Regions from separate parts of the Homo sapiens genome. Here region 1 is linked to region 2. Evidence: read pairs that join two places in POLR2A ChIA-PET (ENCODE). Cell type or tissue: Caco-2. All regions are shown on one strand. Links, peaks and the distances in the headings refer to the core of each region. The heading gives the core; the rest is flanking DNA. Region 1 holds the start of MIR375 (microRNA 375). Region 2 holds the start of LOC105373882 (a long non-coding RNA gene).

Region 1 (8,316 bases), core at 274-8,273, 110 kb after region 2:
CCAGGAAGGCATCAGCTCAGCCACCCACGCAAGGTCATACAGACACCGAAGGGTGAAGAGAGTGGGTTAAGAGGCTGTTGTGATTATTTAAATGCATGTAAAACAGAACAGGCCTGCAGTGGCCACCCAATAAATGTCCGCCGCCGCTGTTGCTGTGGTTGTGGTTATAACTGGCTCTGACACACCTGCTTCCCACCACCCCTGGCGCTCGCCTGGTTGGTGGGTGGTCAGGCTGCAAGCATGGCTCTGGGAGCTGTACCCTCCTTCTCACCCTGGTTCCTGGCAGAAGCCAGCCTAGTGCTCAGGACGGAGCGCCTTCCTGCCTCACCCTATTTGAATCACTCCTCAGTTCATGACCTCAGTTTGGGAAGGTTGGGAGGGTCAGAGAGGAGTGTGCCAATTTCCTTTGTTCTTGCTCAGGCCTCTGCTCTCTAGGAAAAAATGCTTGGGAACCGAGCCGAGGACCTGGCTTCTGGAGTTGGTGCTTGTCCTGGCGCCATTTGGGGATTTTGGTCAGTCAATCCCCTCTTAAGGCCTCTGTTTTTTACCTATAAACTAAGCTGGCTGTGGGTCCTGGAGGGGCCTCCCAGCCTTGACTCCTGTGATGCCTCTGGAAGGTTCCTTCCCCTCCCTATCCAGCGTATGCCTGCCCCACCCACCCACCCGTCTGGCCTAGCCAGAATGAGGGGGCGAGTTGCCATGGTCTCCATGGGGACTAATCTCCAAGAAGGTCAGTGAGGCTCTGGTACTGCCTTGGCCGGATGGGGATTAGCACCTGGGTGTGAGCCTCCCCCCTGCCAGCCAGTGCCTCCACTCCCAGGTCCCTCCACTGTCACACAGACCCTGGGCGGCCTCTAAGCCCAGAAATTCCAAGGCTAGGCCAGAATAATTGGGGTGGGTGGGGGCAGGGCAGCTGCCATAGCTGTTGGCTTGTCCATCTGTGGCCAAGAGGGAAACTCAGAGAGATGGAGTCAGATCTGTGCCCCTCACTGGCCCCTGGTGTCCAGCCACGGCCTGGGCCTTGCCCCTCCCTCACATTCTGTCCTTTAATGGGAGGAGATGGGCTTCCAAGATAAGGGTATCACCCTCCCCCCACCTCCAAACCTGTCTGCCACCTAGAAATCACCTCTTTATCCTTTGCTGGGGCTAATTCCCACCCTAGTTTGGGGTGGGATGGGGCTGTTTTGCAGCTTCCCCCTTTCTCCATACACACGATGCCTCCCGCCTCTGGTCCCCTGAGCCCTAGCCCCATGAATCCACATCCCCAATCTCTCTCAGCGTACATCTCTTGTTATCTTGAATTGTCTCCATGTGTCTCTCTCTGTTCCTCTTCCCTGGTTTCTCTCTGGTCATCTCTGCCTCTGGTCTCGCTCTCACAGTCTAGGGTCTGCAGCCTCTGCAGCCCCTGGGATCTCCCCTGTGTTCTCACACCCCTCTTTCCTTCAGCCTATGCTCTTGGTCTCTTTCTCATCCTTCTCCATTTCTCTTCTGCTGTTTCTCAGCTGCTGCACTCCAACCGCTCAATCCCTTTTCCACTTCCCCCACTACCTGGTCCCTCCCCCACCCAGGGTGCTGACAGGGACGACAGGAAGCAGGCTCCAGCTTTGAGCAGGAGGGGGAGGGGGCCTGCCTCGTACAGCAGCTGCTGAGTGCCCCCCTCCCCATGCAGCCCCGCACCTGCAGGCCTGCCCGGCACTGGGAGACCCCGCCCTGTGGCAGCGGAGCAGCGGAGGAGGGACCTGGATGAGAGGCCAGATCCCTGGTAATGGCCAGCAACTGCAGTCTTAGGATGGATAGTGGGTGGGGGACTGGGGAAATTAGGCCCTGGGGTGAAGGGGCAGTAATTCTCAGTCACCAGGAAAGATCCCCGCCCACTGGGTGGCTGCCTCCTTCTCACCACCCTCCCCTCAAGGCTGTGTGTGTGTGTGTGTGTGTGTGTGTGTGTGTGTTTGGGAGGGGGTCATTCCAAGCAGAGATCTCTTTGTTGTGCAAACCCAGGATGTGGAATCCTGGCCCCTGACATGGTTGGGGAGGGAAGGGGAAGCCCTCAAAGACACAGGGAAGGTGCACCAGGACCATGCCAGGCCCCTGACAGGCAAATCTTTCAGTGCCAGGCAGAGTAAAGGGCTGGCCCAGGACAGAGCCTGGTCAGGGGGGCCAGGAGAGGGCTGCACACACCCTAGCCCAGGACCCAAGGACCTTCCCCTGCCCCTGGGGCTGCTCCACGAAGAGCCCTGCTGTAGTCCACCCTCTCCCTAAACCTGCCTGGGATCTGTCCAACGCCATCTCGCCCCTCCCCCTTCTCTCTCTGTGCCACGGACTCGGGCTCAGCAGATCCTTTGGGGCCTCTGGGTAGTTGGGTGACATAGGGGCACTAGAGCGGGTGGTGGTGGAGGGGACAATCCAGCACCTCTAGGAACATGCAGTTTGGAGGGACTTCTGACCCTGGTTCCCATCTCCCGGGGCTGCCTCTGCCTGAGCTGAGGGCCACCTACCTACCCCACCCCAGCTGATGGAAGCGAGGATGTGGGATTCTGAGGTTTGAGGAAGGTGGTGAACCGCTGTGCCTGGGGGCTTGTCCTTTTCAGTCAGTCTGACTGTCTCAGACGTTTTTAGACTGAAAGAGGGACCAAGGGAGTGTCAGGGAGTGACATCTCAGGATGTCAGCAGCACCACAGAGATCCGAGGAGTGGATTTGAGGCTCCATGGTGGCCCTCAGCTTCCCCCGCCCAGATTTTCCACACCTCAGCCTTGGCTCCAACTCCGTGAGGGCCTGCATCTTCCCCAGCATGACCAGGAGCCCAGGAACCGGGACAGGAGGCTGGGGAGGGCCTAGCCCCTGCGGGAGGCCAGACCAACCGTTCACTGAGCAAATGGGAAAACCAAGAGGCCGGGAAATGACTTGCCCAAGGCCATAGAAGTCGCGGGGACAGAGGCGGACTAGAATCCGGGTTTCCACCTCCAGAAGGGTTTCTGTTCTGGGCCACGGCCCCCTTCGCCACCCGCTGGAGCCGGCTCAGCCCGTATTACGACGCAGAATGGAGCCTGGCAGCCCAGAAGCTGCGGGCAGGGCAAGGCAGGGCGGGTGGGGCCGGATGGGAGCCGGATCTCCCCTGGAGCGGCGCACAGCCTCTCCCACCCGTACGGTTGAGATGGCGGTGGCGGTGGCGGCGGCAGGTGCCTGCGTGGCGATCAGGCCGGCCCCCGGGCTGGTGCTGAGAGGCCGCCCCTGCCTCACGCGAGCCGAACGAACAAAACGCTCAGGTCCGGTTTGTGCGAGGGGCTCGTCGCGGGGCGGGAGCGGAGGGCCCGGGGCCTGGCGGTCGCCCTCGGTGATCTCCTGGTCCTGGTCTTCCGCGAGCTCAGTGCTGCACAGCGCCCCGCTAGCCTCCGCCCTCACCTGAACGCATCTGCGGCTGACACGTCGGCGGCCGCGGCGGCCACCGCAGGTGCGCACCTGGCCCGCCCCTCCTTTCCCAGCCACCCTCCGCCCGGCTTTCCTGGCCCCTCCGCCCGGCCCAGCCTAGCTTGGCTTCGTCCCCAGCCCACGCCTTGGAGCTTGTCCCGGAGCCCGGGCTCCGTGTGCTCTTATACTGCCTGTTCAGTCCCCGCCCCCAGACACACACACTCACACCTGTCCAGGCGCCCGTTTGCTCGGGGCAAATATTGACTCATGGAGGCGGAGCGCTCCCCCCTCCCCCGCCCGGGCTCTGAGACCGGAGCTTCTCCGAGGCCTTGGTGGCGGGGGCGGAGGGGAGGGTGCTGGGGACCCTGGGCGCCTCTGGAACAACACCAGATGTCACTTTTCCACCCACCTGCCTCTGGGAGGGAGGAGCCGAGAAGCAGAGGACAGAAGCTCCCGGGCGGGGGTTAGGAGGAACCGAGAGGTGGGTATCCATCCTCGTCTGAGGACTGATTCACAGTGGGAGTCGCTTAGCAGGGTCTGTGGCCCGAAATCCAGTGGTGACCTCGACCCGCCCCAGCCTAGTTCCTGGCCCTCCGCGGCGTGCCTCAGTTCTTCCTCCCCAGCCTCTTGGGCACTCGGAGCTCGGCAAATGCTAAGGGGCTGGCCCTGGGGGTGCTAAGCCTCCGAGCAGGCGCGGCGCGGAAAGGTGAGGGGTGGCCGCCCTGCCCAGTGGACACCTGCTTCGCTGGCCAGGCCTGGCACTCAGTTACTGTGCACCAAGGTGCGCTGGGGCAAAGGCCAGCCAGGCCCCGTCCGGAGCGCCCTCCACTGGCCAGACCCGGTCCAGCGGCCGGCAGCTAGCGGCCAGGTCTCAGTCCAGCTGCAGTGTGGGCGGAGAGGTGCATCCTCCCGGGCCCTAAGTTCCCGCCGCGCCTCTGCAGTCCGCCCGGGCTGCTCCCTGCCATCCTTCCCTCTCAGAGCTCGCGCGCGCGTTCCCCCTCGTCGGGGAAATAAAGTCAAGGTAGATACAGAAAAAAGACTAGATGCTTTTACTGGCGGTGGAGAGGGGGCCAGGCGTGACCCCTAGCGGCATGTCGGAGAGGCTGGGCGCGGGCATTTACGGAAGGTCGGTAGGAAGTGGCACCACCGGGTGGAGTACCTCTGCTTGCTGCGTCGGCAGCAGCGTGTCCGGGGTCAGACTCCTGGAAGACAAAAAGTCCCAGGTAGGCGTGGGGGCGAGGCTTCGGGCAGAGCCTGGCTGCCCCCGTGGCCCCTCTCGCGCGGTCTGCGCGGCCGCTGGTCCCGGCGCCCTTACCTGGGCACGCAGAACGGCGGCAGGGCGATGACGCGTGGCCGCGAGGTGAGTACCACCTCCCCGCGGCTCGCCTCCACCAGGATGTTCTGGATCATGTTCTCCAGCAGCGCCTCCTGCAGGTTGGCGAAGGCCGGGAGCCTGCGAGGGGGCGGGGGCTAGCATGAGGGCGGCCGCAGTGCCCGCGCGCCTCCTCGCTCGCCTGTCCGTGCGGTACATTGTGCCGCGAGCTCTACGGAGATTCCCATTCGACTCCCCTCATCCACTACACTATGGGGCATTCTTGTTTCAATGTTACGGACGTTCCAAGTGTGGCTAAAAGATTCCAAGTTGCCAAATATGCTGCTGGTTTAAGGGGTGGGATTCAAACCCAGGCGATGTAGTAGGCATCTCAGGGCCAAGTTTAGAGAAAGGTAGGGAAGTGATGAGAGGGCGCAGAAGGGACTGGGTGGGGCCTAGGGAATCCCTACAATGACATAAATCATCTGTAGGGCAGCCCCGGCGGGAAGTCCCACCTGCAAGACAGGTGGTCCTTTTCTGGCTCTAGAAGCCCATTTACAAGACTTTGCAGACTATAACAATTCTCCTGGTAAGTTGGTAAATGTCAACAACTAGTTCTTAGAGAAAAAAGAATAAAGTTCAGTGTTGGTGCCGGGCGGATACTCCCACAGAGGCCTTAAGCTACCAACATGACCTCACTAAGCACTGAATTAGGATGAGATGTGCATACAGGCAGCAGCCATCCTTGGCATCCCACTGCCTCCTAGGAACCTTCTGCACTTCGCCTCCCTCCCGTCCTCACTGGGGCCTGGCTGCTCACCTTCTGATGGCCTCCTTCTCGTCCTGTTCTTGCTCCTCCTTCACCATGACATTCAGCTGCTGTTGCCACTGCCATTGCATGGACTCCTGGGACTCAGGCTGTGGTGTGGGCCCGATGCCCGCCCAGCTCACTTTCTCTTCCTTCTCATCCCTCTCCTCCTCCTTCTCCTCTATCTCCTCCTTGCCCAACTCCTCCTCTTCTGTCTCCTCTTCTTCCTCCTCTTCCTCCTCCAACTCTTCTTCTTCCTCTTCACCCTTCTCCTCCTCCCCCTCTTCCTTCTTTCCCAACCCTGGATAGTGCTCTGGTCTGTCTTCCTTCGGCTGCTTGCCCTTCCCATCCTCCCAGCTGCTGGAGGGTACAGGCAGGATTGGCATTAAGTACAGGCTGTTTTTCTGGTCCATGAACTTAGTTGACTGCTCATTCCAGAATTGGCGGAAGTACGGCACCTGCTCCACCAGGCTTTGGTCCACAGCCTCATGGAAGTTCTTGTCTTCCAGCAGGCCCCTAGGTGGCAGGGAGAAGGAGAAGGCCCTTGCTGAGGGGCCCTGAAGCCCCTGGGGAGCCCTGGCTTCAGAGCTAGGTTCTAGGTGGGAAAGGGGCTGCTAGGTGGGGAGAGGGGAGCCCTTGGTCAGTTGTTCCTCCTGTCCCTTCTTTCAAGGAAGACATCTTTGAGCCTCATGGATTTTTAGAAGCGAACATGGTATGCTGGAGGCAGGGCAGGTCAGATTCACACACATGATGGGCAGGAACCCTGGGGAGATAGTGGACTGGCTCCAGACTCATCTGCCAGCCCTGGAATGGGGCAGAACTCAGGATCCAGACCTGAGAATCCCTCCAGCCAGCTCCATCAGAGCCCCACTGTCCTGGGGTGGGGGGGCCGGGGGGGGGGACCGTGGTGGGATCTTGCAAAGAAGTTCTGTTTCTTTTTTTCTTTTCTCTCTCTCTCTATTTCTCTCTTTCTTTCTCTCTCTTTCTCTCCTCTTTTTTCTTTCTTTCTTTCTTTCTTTCTCTCTCTTTCTTTCTTTCTCTCTTTCTGTCTTTGTCTCTTTCTTTCTTTCTCTTTTCTTTTCTTTTTTTGAAAAAAAGCTCTGTCTCCCAGGCTGGAGTACAGTGGTGTGATCATGGCTCACAGCAGCCTCAACCTCTCAGTTAATTAAGCTAATTAATGGTCTCAAGCAATCCTCGCACCTCAGCCTCCAAAGTAACTGGGACTGCAGGCATGCACCACCATGTCCAGCTAATTTTTGTATTTTTTGTAGAGATGGGGTCTTGCTATGTTGCCCACGCTGGTCTCAAACTCCTGGGCTCAAGCCACCCGCCCACTGCTGCCTCCCAAAGTGTTGGAATTACAGGCAAGAACCTCCATGCCCCACCAAGTTCTATTTCTCAAGAAAGGAAGAGTGCTGGAATGTAAGGGGCTCTGGCTGAATGAGCTGGAGGGATGCGAAGGTGGCAATGAGGGCCCAGGGTGTGAGCTGGTACCTGATTATTGTGGTGAGAATGTCAACCAGGAGCTGCTTCTTCTGCTTGGAAACAGGGCCCCACTTGTTAGGGGATTTTTCCTCAGAAGTCTCTGACTCTTCCCTGGGGGCCTTCCTCTTTGGCAGCTCCCTGTGGCAGCCATGACATTCTGAGTGGCCTGGGCAAGCCACCATGCTGGGGTTGGGGGCACAAGCAGTGGTGGTAGCTGCCCAGTGATGAGGACACAGATGAGTTTGAGGCACTCCCAGCCTTAACCCAAATGTAGTGCTACTGGGTTCAGAGAACCAAGCTCAAACCCTCAGAGTTAGCACGGGAGCTAGAGAGACTCCCAGTTGGAAAAAGAAGGAACAAAGAGGGGTAGGGGCTGCCTAGGTGTGTTCCCCAGGGGGCTCTGGCTGCTTTGTCCCCCTCCTAAAAGGGCCTAAGCAGTAATGGGGCATCCTGGGCCCAGAGGCGCTCAATGAGCCCCACTGCTGCTGCCCATGCTCCACCCCTCACCATGGGTTGGGTCTGGGCAGCCCCTGCTCTGGAGTGGAAGAGGGGACAGAGAGAAGAGGAAGGTGACCCCTGCCTTCCCAAGAGCTTACCGGTGCAAAAAGTGGCAGGGAAACTCTGAGAAGAAGTTAGCCAGAAAGTAGTCGGTGGCATGGGCTCGGGCAGTAAGGCCCAGGCAGAGCATGCCTGGCGAGGGTGGCTGGGGGCAGGGCCAGGACACCTCCTCCTTTGGGGTCTGCAGTTTCCAGCTGGCAGGCCGGCTGACAGACTGCTGGTTCTTGATGGGAGGCAGTGTCTTTGGGAAGGGAGGGACATGGATGACAAGGGTTTGGGCACCACATTCACATCACCAATGGGGTCCCTTGACCTAGTTCCCCCACAGGCTCTTTGGGCCACATAAGCGTGTGACCCCACTCATTGGCACTTTCATCCCTCCTTTCTGGGAGTCTGGTCCAGGGGTTGGAGGTCTCTCTGGGAGCAAGCAAGGACCCTCCCAAGTTGTCCCAAGAAGATGGGCCTGGGGCTCGCCGCCTCACCTTGTACTTCCTCGCAGGTTCACAGGCTGTGCAGCATGTTCTCTTCTGTGGAAAAAGAGAGATCCTTGCTTAAGATACAAGAGGCCCGGCCGGGGGTGGTGCTTCATGCCTGTAATCCCAGCACTTTGGAAGGCCAAGGCGGGCGGATCACCTGAGATCAGAAGTTTGAGACCTGCCTGGCCAACATGGCGAAAGCCCGTCTCTACTAAAAATACAAAAATTAGTCAGATGCGGTAGCACGTGCCTGTAGTCTCAGCTGCTCAGG
Region 2 (8,292 bases), core at 1-8,000:
ACACACACACACACACACACACACACACGGCCTGGAGCGAGATACAGCGGGGCCAGCACCCTCCTGCTCCTGGCCCCTACCCCAGGGGTGGCAGGAGAGGGAATTTCCCTGCCTATTTGGGATCCCCCTTCAGGAAGCAAGAGCCTCCAGCCCCAAGGGCCCCCTGCAGCTGCTGGAAAGGCGGGCAGGAGAGGAGGGGAGCCGGCAGGTGGGAATTCCCCCGGGGCCTGGCCTGGTGGGAGGTGGGTGGGAGAGGCAGAGGCAGAGGCAGAAGAGCAGGTACAGAAGTTCTTCTGACTGCCTGGTTGTGGGACCCTCGCTCCCGGCCTCAGCGTTTGCCTCTGTATAATGGGAGTGGGTTTCAGAAGCAGGCCAGGCTAAGCGCTGGGAGGGGAGTGGGGCTGCGCGCCGTGTCACCCCTCACGGTGCCTCCCTCCGCAGGCAGTGATGGAGAACATGCGGCGGAAGTGCAAGTGCCACGGCACGTCAGGCAGCTGCCAGCTCAAGACGTGCTGGCAGGTGACGCCCGAGTTCCGCACCGTGGGGGCGCTGCTGCGCAGCCGCTTCCACCGCGCCACGCTCATCCGGCCGCACAACCGCAACGGCGGCCAGCTGGAGCCGGGCCCAGCGGGGGCACCCTCGCCGGCTCCGGGCGCTCCCGGGCCGCGCCGACGGGCCAGCCCCGCCGACCTGGTCTACTTCGAAAAGTCTCCCGACTTCTGCGAGCGCGAGCCGCGCCTGGACTCGGCGGGCACCGTGGGCCGCCTGTGCAACAAGAGCAGCGCCGGCTCGGATGGCTGCGGCAGCATGTGCTGCGGCCGCGGCCACAACATCCTGCGCCAGACGCGCAGCGAGCGCTGCCACTGCCGCTTCCACTGGTGCTGTTTCGTGGTCTGCGAAGAGTGCCGCATCACCGAGTGGGTCAGCGTCTGCAAGTGAGCGGCCCGGGGTCCCCTGGGCCCTGATCGAGGTCCCCTCCTGGAGCCTGGCCCTCTGAGGCTTACGGTCTTGGCAAGGCAGCATCGCCTTGGCTCTTGGGAAGAGGAGATTGGACCACATGATCTTATAGGAACCCCTCAGCTCTGAGGTCTGTGATCGCCGGACAGTCCAGGCCTGTCTGAACCCCACCACTCACTTCTGTGGGCTCTAGGACTGACTGGGTTCTTCCTCCCTCCCCGAAGCCCAGACAGTTCAGTTGGGCTGGGGGTTGCTCCACACCCTAAAACAAGCCTCAGCCAGGCAACCCGTCAGTCTGTCTCCATCCTTTCACCCCTTCCCTGGAGATGGGAGGTGGGGAATGAATGGAAGCTGACGGGCAGAGAGAGGAGGATTAAAAAAAAGAAATAGACATAACTGAGCTGAAGTAATTCCATAAAGGGCCCAGACAGCCTCCTCCACCATTCCCTTCATCATTCATTTAACAAATATTTATTTTGCACTCTCTTTGCGGCACTCTGGGGGCGGTGGGGTGCGTGGGGGTGGCAATGCAAGGCACTGAGGCCACAGATGTGAGTAAGCGAGACACAACACTTGTCCTCTTGGAGGTTACATTCTTGCTGGGGGGAGGCATGGGCAATAAACAAGTAAATATACAAACAAGGTCATTTCAGACAATGCTGTGTGCAGGCTGCTGGGTGTAGGGGGATTTATGGGGAGTGGGGCTCCTCAGACAAAGCCACTGTTTTTTCAGGGAAGGCCTCTGTGAGTTGTGATACCTATGCTGGGACCTGCATCATAAGCCATGCAAAGAGTATGGGTAAGGGCATTCCAGGCAGAGGCCATGTGAAGGCAGAAAGTGTGAGCTGAGAAAGATCTCTGCCTGCTGGAGAAACAGCAAAGGGGCCATTGTGATTGCAGTGAAGAAATCAAGGGACAGACTAGCAGGAGAGGTGTTCAGAGGGTGGGCAAAGGTCACATCGTGTGTCTCTCTAAGCCAAAGTAAGGAGTTGGGGTTTTATTAAAGAGGAATGGGAACCTTGAGATCCTTAAGCAGGGGAGTGTCCTGGTCCAAGTCTCACATGGATCGCTGATGGGGAACTGGCTGAAGGGGGATGAGGTGACAGCTGGTAAGCCAGTGAGGAATAACAACCATCTTCTAAGTCAGAGATGGGGCTTGGACTGGTTGTAAGCAGTGGGGATGTCGAGAAGGGCTCTGGTGCCAGAGCTCTAACCGCCCACCTTGTGCCTGAGCCCTCTGCCACAAGCCAGGACGAGTGGCCGTGCCCAGCAGCAACTGTCTGCAGAGACAGGAGGCACTCAGAGGAGTAATCCTGGGCAAGACCCAGCTCAGCCCAGCCCAGCGCCCCGGGGAGCAGGTGGGGCCAGGAGGCGCGGCTGGGAAAAGGGTGGCGGAGGAGGGCCCGGAGACTCACTGTCTGGATTCTGGTCTCTCTGAGTCCAGGCAGGGTATGTAAGTAAGGTGCAGGGGGCACATTCTTCCTGGGCCTCTTGTGCTCCCAGATCCCCATATCAGGGTGCTCCTTAGCAGGTCAGCAATCCTTCCCCACCCTCATGTCCCTGTGAGGACACTGTTGAGCAGTTTGGGTCCAGTGTTGCACTCTCCTTCGCTCTCGGATCTGATGTTTTCTGGAACAGACCCTCAAGGAGGAGGGCGGTGGAGAAGGGAGTGAGGTCAGGATCTCAGGGAAAGAACACTTTACCTACTGCATCCAGGCCTCTTGCTGCTCACACTTGAGGATCCCGCTGGCTGCCTCAATTTACCCTAGAATAGCACCCCTCTTGATGAACCAGGCAAGGATGAAGACTTGTTCCTTTCCCCAGTGATCAGCCAGCACAAATCCTCCATACTTTCCACCCCTGATCCATGTCTCCCTACCCCTGAGTAGAAGTGAGAAGGAAATGGGGGCCTCTTAGTGATACACCCCAGTAGGCCCACCAGCTGGAAGATTTGCCTCCATGAGCTTGCCCCTCATCTCCTTCCCCTCCAAATGCCAGCAGCTCGCAGGCATGCCTGTGGCAGAGGGGCTTCCGAATGCTCAGCTCTGCTGCTTCTCTGGAGGACAGGGTTTCTTTCCCCATCCCCCAAAAGACAGCCCCACAGGCGGGCGGGTGAGAGTCCCCCAGGAGGAGGGGTAGGCAGGAGCAGCCAGACACACCTGCCTCATTCCTTTCCTCTTGATCACCTAGGAGAGAGCTGTGGGGGCTGGGTTTTCCACCCGCTTCCTCCCTCCCATCCCAGGGAGGAGGAGAGAAGAGGTGGGGGAAATGGAGGCCTAGGGTTGAGGGGGTGCTGCCATGCCCAGCAGTGTCCACTGCAACATTAGCCTTGGCCTAACCCTCCTCTGCCTTCAAGGCTTAAGGAGGATGACCAAGCTGGGGGAGGGGAGACTGAAGATGAGAGGTAGAGGATCAGGACTGGGATAAGAAGGTGGGAGCAGCCATGCTGCAGAGCATGTGTTGAATGCAGAGAGAGGGGTGGGTGGTTGGGTGGGGCAGGGGGCTGGACCCGGAGTTGTAGGGAGGACACATGTTTTAATGACATAAGTCAAGGTGATCTGATATGTGTTAGCCTAACTTGTGAAGCCCAGAAGCTGATGAGTTCTGGGACCAAAGGTGACGCCCACGGTTGAAAGGGGTTGTATGGGACTTGATAAGGGACCTAAATTAGGAAAATGTGGAGGTGATGGAGGGTGGGAAAATGGGGCCCAAATGGCACTGAGCTTATGCATGCTGGATGAAGGGTGTGGCAGGGATCAATAAACTGACAGGAAATAGGGGAAATGGGCTGGAATAAAGTGGGAGGGTGCAGTTTAGATGGGAGGAAGAACTTGCCAACAGCCTGGGAAAGATCAGAGGTGAGACTTGGAAATGAGAACAGAAGGTGGGTAGAGATCATTCAGAGAAGGAGAGGACCTCCCCTGCCACCAACAACTGTCACCTGATGGATGCTAGGTTACCTCCTTGCAGGAGGGAAAAGTAGGAGGAGGAAGGGCACTAACAGAATGAGGGTGGTGGACAGATTAGAAGGCAGTGGTGGGGTTAAGGGTCAGGGAGAGGCAGCCAGGCTGGGGTGAGATCAGAACGCAGGCATCCCGCTTTGCAGTCACTCAAGGTCCAGGGTAGAGGCACTCAAAGGTAGACTTGGAGTTGTAGGAGTGCCCCGGCCGGTGAGAAACAAGGTCAGGGTCATCCCGGAGCTCCCCCTACTTCCCCCAAATTAATGTGCCCCCAGCTAGCCCCTGGCAGGGGGCCTTCCACGTTGGAGTGTGGCCAGGCTCTAGTCACAGCCCCCTTCTCTCCTCCTCCCCCCACTTCTCATGTGGTTGCCGGCAGCTGCCTGCGGTCGCCCCAGCCCCTGCCCTCAAGGCACAGGGACTTTCCAACAGGGGAAAAAATGACTTAATGAGAGTGAGAGCTGGGGGCGGGAGGGACAGGTCCCTGTAATCACCGCTCGGCTGTGGGGCCTGCGCTCCTCCGGGCCCTTCCCCGGCTTCCTGCTGCCAGCGCCTCCCTCGGGCTCCGGTTGGGGAGGAGGACAAGCTGGCGACTGGGGTATCCCTTTTCAGGTGCCAGGCTTTCAGGGGCCCCAGATGCTTTTGCTCCCTAGGCTCGCGGTGTATGGAAGCTGGGACATCCCATGATTCCTCTCTGGACCTTGTCCTTGAAGTTAGGGTTGGCGCATAGGAGGTCTCTCCCTGGAGCGGCTAACCCCTGCTGGTGGGTTGGGAGGTATAGGATGGTGAGGAAGCCCTTTGCCACTTCGCGGCTGCGCACTTTGGAATGCCCCCGGTTACTGTGGTAACCAGGGCAGCCGAGGTGTGTCCTCGGGGCTGGGAGGCGCCCGCCCCCCCACCTTTTCTCGCCGCCCGCGGGGCCAGGCCGGGCCGCTGCGGTGCGCGGGGGTGGGGGTGTGCCGTTACCATGGCAAGGGTGCGCAAGGAGGGCACATTCTTCCCCAGGGTGGGAGCGCCCTGGGGATACAAGAAGGGGGGTAACCGAGGCAGCAGAAAGGGGAGGGGGGTCAGAATGAGGGAGGAGTCTCGGACTAGACTAACCAGGGCTTCTGGGGTTTGGGTGGGGAGTTTGGAATCTGCCCCCACCACCCCCGCAGCTCTCCCGAGGCATCCCGCTCCTCCTCCTTTCACCCTCGCTGGGGTTCAACCTCCCCCCAACCCACGAAACCCCAGTTTCCGGGGAAGGGATCCCCGGCTACCTACCCAAAGGCCTTTGGCTTCCTCCAAAGCCGGGCCTGAAGAGCTAAGGGGCCCGCTCCCTTCCCCCCAGTGGAGTTGCAGCCCAGACTGCTGGCCAAAGCCCTGCAATTAAGCCCCTCGCCCGCCCCTGCGCCGCCCGCCCGTCCTCCGCCAGGCCGGGTCTGCGCCGCCAATTGCAGCAGCACGCAGCAGCTGATTACCCCTACCGGAGCCTGGGGAGCGGCCAGGGGTGGGGACAGCGGGCAGGTCAAGGGGGCAGGGTCCCTGGGGTTGTCCCTGGCCCCGGGGTCCTTCACTGGAGCTTCTGATTCTAGCGCAGCTTCTCCGCCCCAAACAATATGGGGAGAAGGGGTCTGCTCAGTACTCCATCCTGCTGTGCCTCAGTTTCTCACTCCTCCACTGCACACCGCACCCAGAGCAGAAAGAGCTCAGAAACGGTCTGTGTGTATGTGTGGATGTTAGAACATCTGGAGTTAAGGGCTGGATTCTCCACAAGTTCAAGGCCTTAAAGTCCAGCTCTCTTTCCGGCTGCAGACTGCCGCGTGGGTCTCTCCTGGCCCTGCGCCCCGCCCTGTGGACCCCTCTCGGTCATGCTGAGGCAGCCTAGGGCCGCGGGCAGCCCAGACTGCACTTTGGTGGGTATCAGAAAACGTCCCGCCTGGGTGGGAGGCGCCCCTCTTCTGCCCTACAGGGGAAGGCAATCCGGGAGTCTGCAGAGCAGCGACAGTGGAGTGCTCTGCCACCACCCTTGCCCCCTGCCGTCCCTTCTTCGCCCATCCCTCCTCCGCCTGCGGGTCTGCAGGGGCTCGGGTAGGGCTTCGCGCCTCCCGCGGTCCAGCTGTCTACATCTGGCCAGCAGCTGGGAGCCGCCCACCGCGAACTGCTGAGGACACAGCGCCCTCTGTTGGTGAGAGGCGGCGGCGCATCAGCTTTCGGGCCTTGGGGCGCGTAGCCCCAGTTAATTGGGTGGGTCTCGGGTTCAACTCATCCGCTGCCCTTTGACTTGGGAACCACCCGCCCTCTGCCTCGCACGGCGCCCAAATCCGACTTCACGGGCCCATTGCTTTCCGCCGGCCGCGGCCTTGCTGGCCCTCTTTCCTCCGTCCCTGTGTGCTTAAAACCCAGCTCAGCGACCTAGCTAGCTGTCCACCAACCTCCCATTTTTCCAGTTGTCTCAGCTTCGTCCCGCAGGTTCTGCGGCACTATCTCTCCGCGCCCAACGTAAAAGTCCTTAAATAGGAACATGATTACATAAGTCACCGCCCATTTGCTCAATGGAATTCCTCGCCGCGTCCTTAAAAATGAGGCGTTTGAAATATATTTAGTTCCTGAGACCGTGTTTGCTCTAAATGGATGGGGGGTGGAGGAGAAGATGCAAGACACAAAATAGCACAAGGCAGGGTCCCTCTTTAACGGCAAAAAATTATACATGCGATTTGCATTTTAGAAGTCTCAAATAGACATCAAAATGCTAACAAATTATTTTTGGATGGTGGGTGTATAGGTGGCTTAAAATTTGTTCTCTATCTGCATTTTCCATTTGTCTATAAGGAACGTGTGTTACTTGGGCACATTAATAATTCTATATACAGATTATTTTCTCCCAAAATGTGAGCATCAAATTATATCATTAGATTGCACTAAATTTTATTTAACTCAATTTATGTAATTTTGTTTGGGACAGGGTCTCGCCCTGCCGCCCAGGCTGGAGTGCAGTGGTGCAATCAAGGCTTGCTGCAGCCTCGACATCCAGAGCTCAAGCGATTCTCCCACCTCAGCCTCCCGAGTAGTTGGGACTACAGGACTACAGGCGCATGCCACCACGACCGTCTTTTTTTTTCTTTTAGAGGCGGAGTCTCGCTTTGTATTTTAAGCTGGTCTCTGAACTCCTGGGCTCAAGTTATCCTCCCGCCTCCAATTCCCAAAGTGTTGGGGTTACAGAGACTGAGCCACTGCCCCTGGCCAGAATACACTAAATTTTTTAAAAGATCCCGTTTAAAACTAGGAATTGGGGGACCTGGCCTCCTGACAAGAGCTAATATAATTATGTCATTGTGATTTTCTTTTTAAAACTGTAATGGTTTGTAGTGAGAACAGGTTTCCAATCTCTGAATCCCAGGGCCCAGGGAAGTCAAGAAGTTGTTAATTGCTTCCATGCGGAAGCCAAATCCATATGCACATTCAGTATTGTCTGTGAATGAATAATGGGTTTATTTTCCATTGCATTGCACATGTATGAAGATGCTGCCATGATTAATAATGTAGAAAATTTGTAAATAGTTTAATACCTTTTTAAAAATTCTCTTCTGTCTTTTTGCAATATTACACATTATTAGCTGCCCTCTCCTTACACATATGGAACCCTTTGGTGTCAGTGGTTGATATTGCACTGCCTCAACCTCCTCTCATTCTCCACTGCCTCAGGGATTTCATTCACTCCTTCCTTGTCTTTTTCTTTTGAAATAATTTCAACGGTATAGAAAAGTTACAATGATATACAAAGAATTTCCCCCTTTCCTGAACCACTTATGAGTAAGTTGCCTCCATGATGCCTCATTACTCCCTAATATTTTATTTTATTTTATATTATTTTATTTTATTTTATTATTTTTATTTTATTTTATTTTATTTGAGACGGAGTCTCTCTCTGTCTCCCAGGCTAGAGTGCAGTGGTGCGATCTCGGCTCACTGCAAGCTCCACCTCCCGGGTTCACGCCATTCTCCTGCCTCAACCTCCTGAGTAGCCGGGACTACAGGCACCCGCCACCACGCCCAGCTAATTTTTTTTAATGTTTTTAGTAGAGACGGGGTTTCACCGTGTTAGCCAGGATGGTCTCGATCTCCTGACCTCGTGATCCACCCACTTCGGCCTCCCAAAGTGCTGGGATTACAAGCGTGAGCCACCGAGCCCGGTGACTCCCTAATATTTTAATATATATTTCCTACAAATGAGGACATCCTCCTTCATAATCTAACACAATGCTCACAATCAGGAAATGAACATTGATACATTAGTTCAATATAACCCCCAGACCTTACTGGACTTTCATCAATTGGCCCAATGCTGTCCTTTATAACCAAAGGATCCAGTCTAGGATTATTCATTGCATTTAGTTGC

The links. Peaks named below come from ENCODE experiments on the same cell type or tissue, not always from the same donor. Only the 100,000 strongest peaks of a DNase experiment are listed, where the experiment ranks them.
Region 1: POLR2A ChIA-PET joins it to region 2 with 14 read pairs; 5 of 35 experiments call an interaction of 5 or more read pairs at or near these places.

What each region holds. Positions count from the first base shown.
Region 1 is chr2:218,998,414-219,006,729 of GRCh38, forward strand. It overlaps CFAP65 (cilia and flagella associated protein 65), which reads right to left. Exons shown (of 35, transcript NM_194302.4): 30 at 8,052-8,096; 31 at 7,608-7,810; 32 at 7,021-7,149; 33 at 5,539-6,042; 34 at 4,722-4,859; 35 at 4,433-4,608. The coding sequence ends at 4,524. MIR375 (microRNA 375) reads right to left here and starts at 3,295; the gene lies at 3,232-3,295. CFAP65-AS1 (CFAP65 antisense RNA 1) reads left to right here and starts at 3,802. Exons shown (of 3, transcript NR_046086.1): 1 at 3,802-3,887. RefSeq lists enhancers at 1,148-2,131, 3,574-3,868. In Caco-2, for the core only: a CTCF peak has its summit at 4,247 (motif pointing left); DNase peaks (open chromatin) are centred at 1,648, 3,698, 4,203 and 4,811; H3K4me3 peaks cover 2,061 bases.
Region 2 is chr2:218,892,333-218,900,624 of GRCh38, forward strand. It overlaps WNT10A (Wnt family member 10A), which reads left to right. Exons shown (of 4, transcript NM_025216.3): 4 at 442-1,596. The coding sequence ends at 939. LOC105373882 (a long non-coding RNA gene) reads right to left here and starts at 4,693. Exons shown (of 3, transcript XR_923916.3): 1 at 4,409-4,693; 2 at 2,373-2,586; 3 at 2,145-2,237. RefSeq lists enhancers at 228-810, 312-391, 422-491, 922-1,001, 3,991-4,470 and silencers at 572-781, 2,975-3,269, 4,731-5,000, 5,291-5,410. In Caco-2, for the core only: CTCF peaks have their summits at 538 and 6,075 (motif pointing left); DNase peaks (open chromatin) are centred at 3,139, 4,019, 4,349, 4,799 and 4 weaker places; H3K4me3 peaks cover 3,291 bases.